Regions from separate parts of the Mus musculus genome. Here region 2 is linked to region 1. A link is a loop called in an ENCODE intact Hi-C map of the cell type or tissue named here. Cell type or tissue: heart. All regions are shown on one strand.

Evidence for each region. Peaks named below come from ENCODE experiments on the same cell type or tissue, not always from the same donor. Only the 100,000 strongest peaks of a DNase experiment are listed, where the experiment ranks them.
Region 2: a loop joins it to region 1, with 2.3 times the contacts of the local background. A loop is called at or near these places in 1 of 42 quality-filtered maps.

The regions. Positions count from the first base shown.
Region 1 is chr11:87,591,094-87,593,593 of GRCm38, forward strand. It overlaps Mtmr4 (myotubularin related protein 4), which reads left to right and starts at 1,073. Exons shown (of 19, transcript NM_133215.2): 1 at 1,073-1,157; 2 at 2,296-2,340. The coding sequence starts at 2,338. In heart, CTCF peaks have their summits at 710 and 1,487; DNase peaks (open chromatin) are centred at 238, 898 and 1,728; H3K4me3 peaks cover 2,500 bases; H3K27ac peaks cover 2,232 bases.
Region 2 is chr11:87,441,518-87,444,017 of GRCm38, forward strand. The region is part of intron 2 of Tex14 (testis expressed gene 14); the gene reads left to right. Rnu3b1 (U3B small nuclear RNA 1) reads left to right here and starts at 1,720; the gene lies at 1,720-1,934. It overlaps LOC115487798 (a long non-coding RNA gene), which reads left to right. Exons shown (of 2, transcript XR_003949756.1): 1 at 1-404; 2 at 1,047-1,937. In heart, a CTCF peak has its summit at 1,336; DNase peaks (open chromatin) are centred at 1,394 and 1,934; H3K4me3 peaks cover 624 bases; H3K27ac peaks cover 392 bases.

The DNA.
Region 1 (2,500 bases):
AGAAACCAAGACGTGAGGACACTAGCCTAGGATCTCAGGGCCTAGACCCACTCCAGGACTCGGACTATCCGCCGAGAATAGGACTCTTTGCCACTTCAGTTTGGTTAGTAGTGGCGCGGATCACGGAGACCTCCAGCGTTACTGGTGACCTGCGTCCCGGTGCTGGCTCCAGGCGCTTCAGTCTTGTCCCTCTACCCCTTTTACAGACTAAGAAGCCGCAGCTAGCTAATGGCAGTCAGACCCAGTTTTTCTCTCTTGGCTGAGAGACTCTGGACTGGCGGCAATGCAGGTCTCGAAGGACGGCAAGGTTGGTCGGTCGTTAACAACCAGTCCAGATACGCAAAGGGAACCGCCAGCGCTGCCAGTCCGAGAGCTCCTTCCTCCCAGGCCTTCTAGGAGGGTCTTTCACGTTTTCCATTCCTGTGGCTTCAGCAGTTCCCGAACCCAGCTCTTCTCTTTCGCAGACAAAAAAAAAAAAAAAAAATCCAGGATTTTCTTTTCCATCGACCGGGCGACGAAACACGAGAGTGATGGAACCGAGAGTTTGGGAAGGGACCTTCCCCTTTCCTAGCCGGCATGCTACCCTTCCTTTCTCGCATTACTGGAGCAAAACAGAAACACCACTGGGTTAAAACGCTGAGCCACCGCGAGGTCATTTGCGAACTACCTCTCGGGCGGGGTCGTCACCGGAAGTGACTGCTACCATTCCCTGCAATGTCCCGCCCCCCAGTTGCGCTACCAGTAGGCGACGGGCGGCCGTACTTCCTGTCCCCGGAGCCCTAGGCTGCGACCCCTCTTACTCCTCTCCCATTGGCTGCCAGAGGGACGCGCTGTGATTTCCTATTGGTCGTGTCTGCTCTCTGGCGCCAAGCCTCCTCCCTCCGGGTACTGTCTGGTCTCCGGGTGCCGGATAGGTTACAAGCTGAGAGGGCGTCTGCCCACTGGACCAGTGAGCAGCGTGGAGAGTGAGGGCGGCGGCTGCGTGGTGAGGCAGGGCGGGACTTCGCGTGGCTATTGGCCAGGGCGGGTAGAGGCTAGAGATACGATTGGTTGGGGACAAGGGACCGTGGTGGGGTTCGAGCTGCGCGGCCTCAGCAGCTGCGGGAGACGGAAGTGGTGAGAGCGCGGCTTTGGAGGGTCGGGCGGACGCCGCCTGGGTGAGTCACTGTACCCCGTGCACTGCCAGCCTGGGAACCACAACGACCAAGTCCTGCCCGGCCCTCGCCGGCTCTCTTGAGTCCCGCCCTCTGTCATTTGGGGCTCCGCCTCCGAGGCCTTGGCCCCGCCCCTAAAACCTGGGCACCTGGATCTCCTGGCTGCTTAGCCCATCCTCCCCCACCCCCCACCCTAAGACCAGAGTCCCTAACTGTGAGAACCCTGGGCCTCCTAGGCCTGGTCCTTGTCGCTCCCTTCCTCTCTCTGTTTCTCAGGCCGCGAGCCAGGGAGCCGTGAGGCAGCACCTCCGGCTGGCCGCTTGCGGGCTCCCCCGTGAGGGAGGGAAGGTTGGTAGGATCACAATGGAGGCTTTAATCGCCGTAGCCTCCTATGGGGCTCTGCTGCACACCCCTCGAGCATACCAAACATGAAGGAGTGTCGGTGAAATTCAGACCTGGCTCCCTAAGTGGGCCCAGGAGGCCTTAACTTGAAATCCTTGTTAATTCGACCCATTTGACAGATGTTGTCTCCCAGGCCGGACTGGCCTAATTCTGCTCCTGTTGTGTGGCCTCCTCCCTCAAACCTTCACCTACTTGGTCTCAAGTATGCTCAGCAGGACCGGGCCAACCCTGCTGCTCTTTTATCACAGGTTGTGGTCCTCTCCCTCTTGTCCTCTGCTCTGGACTCTGCCCCCAGTAACAGGTCAGGTGGGTGCTACTCCTAGACTCAGAGACTGGCCGAACTGCCCTGTGGATTCATGCCCCTACCAGGGCCAAAAGTGAGTCCCAGTTGGGCAGTCTTTGTCTCTTCAGAGTTGGAATTTCTTCTCTTTTGTAGAGAGCAGGGTTTGGAGTGCTCTACTGCTGGGTGTGGGGATCAGAACGTTTGAGTTCTGCTGAGTAAGCTAGGATGATACTTAGCCTTGCTCAGGAACTTTTGTGGTGGAATTCTCACCGGGCAGGGTCACTTGTTGCTTCTTCCATTGCCTGACTGGTGTGGTGACTTTTTGAGACGCCGGATCCTCTGTGGTGGAGGAAAATGAGTTGCAGAGAAGTTCAGGGGTAGACCCGTGTGACAATCGTTGATTCTATGGTGATGTTAATGACCGTGCACTTTCCTCTTGTGTTCTGTCTCCTTTAGTGACGAGCAGGAGCAGGCAGCCAGGACCCTCGCCAAGGTAGAATGGTGAGTAGCTCCTTTTCCCTCATACCACTGTGTGTCTCATCCTCCAGTCTGACTCAGGGAAGCTGCCCCACCTCTCTTGGCCCTAGTGCCCCTGGTTACTCTGTTCACTTCCTAAACAGGCTCATTTGCCCTGATGCTTTTTTTTTTTTTTTTTTTTGGA
Region 2 (2,500 bases), 150 kb before region 1:
GTGTCTGTGTGTGTGTGTATGCACATGTATGTGTGTCAGAATCCATGGAAGTCAGAAAAGGATATTCAGAGCCTTTGTCATTGGAGTTAAAGGCATTTGTGACCTGCCTGTTGTAGGTGCTAGGATCCCCTCTGACAGAGCCAGCACTCGACCTGCTGAGCCATCTTGTCAGCCTTTGATTATTTTGTGGGGACGGTTCTCACTTTTTACCCAGGTCACCACCTGGAACTTAGTGTGTAGCCTAGTCTGACCTCAAACTTGTGGCTAACTAACCCTGTTGTCAGCCTCCTGAGTGTGAGGATTATATGCGTGACCTAACATGTCTAGCAGGTTCAATCTTAGAACATGCTAGAGAAGTGTTCAGGCTCATGTGCTATTGGAGCATCTACTCAAAGAAGACCAAGGTATAGCATGTGTGGTGAAGGGGGGAGGGTGTCTCAAAAAGTGGAAAGTAAGTGGGGAATCACCTTTAATCCAGCAGTTGGGAGGCAGAAGTAGAGGGATCTCCAAGTTCAAGGCCTGTCTACTCTACAAAGAGAGGTTTAGGCCTGCCAGAGTGAGACCCAATCTCAAAAGCAAAGAAAACAAAAACAAAAAGGGAGAACGAAGAATGGAAAAGTCTTAAATATCGAAGGGCAGTACCAGAGAGCCCAGAGTTTGTATGGGAGCCATTTCAGGGCAGCATGTGCACATAAACCAGAGGACGGTGTTGCATTCGCTTTTCATTCCTATGACTTTAGAGTGGTTCTTGGCATGGACTTGCCCATGGCAACAACACATTCAGTCAGGACTTCACTCAGAACTTTCCTTTCCTCAAGTCACACACCGATCTTAGTACCAGACAGAAAAGGGACCCACCTTTTCCCATCTGTTGTGAAACACATGTCAGGCAATGCAAAAGCTCTAAGAAAAGGAACTAACGCTTCTACTGATAAAATGATAAAATGGGATGGCAGATTAAAATAGTGATCACCAAGTATGTAGCCAGTAATTGTGCTACTAATTACCGTGTGGCCAGTTCGCTTTGTCTATCTTTTCTCTTTCAGAGTAGAGGAAATCTGGAATGTCTAAACGCTGATTCCTGTTTGATGTAAAAAACTGGATTTCATGTAGATGTGGCTGGCTTTAAAAATCCTAAAACTGGCTTCAAATTCTTGACCCCTTGCCTTCAGCTACCACGTGCTAGGATTACAGCAGTGAGCCACCATGCCTTTCACCAACAGAATTTACTAAATAGAGAGTGCAGTCATGGAATTGCCATTTTCCCCACGTGGTTTTTCGTTTGTTCCTCACCGGAGGCCTCCGGTTTGAGCCCGAAGTCTAAACCGGTGCGCGTCTGCGAGCTCGCGTGCGCCTCCGCGGCCGGAGCACAGTCGCGGGCGGGCATCAGGGCGGTGCGTGGCCGTCAGTGACGCATGACCCTTCGCAGGCAGAAGTGGGACGGGTCAAGAGAGGACTGTGATCCGATTGGCTGTTCGGCGACCGTATGCTAATCGCGGTGACAGTCTGCGTGGTGTAGGGACACGGTAGCGACTCAAAATGCCCCGTGGACGGGGTCTGGAGAGGTGTCGGTCTGTCAGAGAAGGTGTCCCCGCGAGGGCAGACGCGGTGTGAGATAGAGGCGCGGACAGGGATGTCACGGGTCGTCTGTGCGTCAGTCGCCGTGACTAAGATGTGGGGGCGGCCGGTGCAGTGCGGCGCGGTGTGGAGCGTGAGGTTAAGACTATACTTTCAGGGATCATTTCTATAGTTCGTTACTAGAGAAGTTTCTCTGACTGTGTAGAGCACCCGAAACCACGAGGACGAGACGTAGCGTTCCCTCCTGAGCGTGAAGCCGGCTCTAGGTGCTGCTTGACTGCAGCTGCCTCCTGCCATTGATGATCGTTCTTCCCTCCTTTGGGAGGGTGAGAGGGAGGGAACGCAGTCTGAGTGGACTCGGTTTATCTTAAAGGGTTTTAAATATAGAAAGCTTCCTTAGTCTTATGGGTGAGAGTGCTGTTTAAGCCTTACCTAGGTATGTCTTTGAACATTTATTACAGATTGTTATTTGTGACTATGACCACTCAGGTGTTCTGTTCTTGTGAATTTAGACACACTCAGAAAGGCTACACACTCAAAGACCACACCAAAGTGAAGTACTATCTGGGCCGTGAAACTGGTCACATATCAGTTATTTTGCAGTAAAACAAGGAAGTCAATCATACTGCTTCAGTGGGTCAGGGAGTCAAGAATGCACAGTACAAGAGCTGGTGAGATTCCTCAGCAGGTAAGAGCACTGAATGCTCTTCCAAAGATTCTGAGTTCAAATCCCAGCAACCACGTGGTGGATTTGAACAAAGGATGAAAACAACCATCCATAACCAGATCTGATGCCCTCTTCTGGAGTGTCAAAAGACAGCTATGGTGTACTTACATAAATAAATAAGTAAAAACATTAAATAAGTAATTTAAATAAATAGGTAAATAAATATTTTTTTATTATTTTCTTTTTATATACATT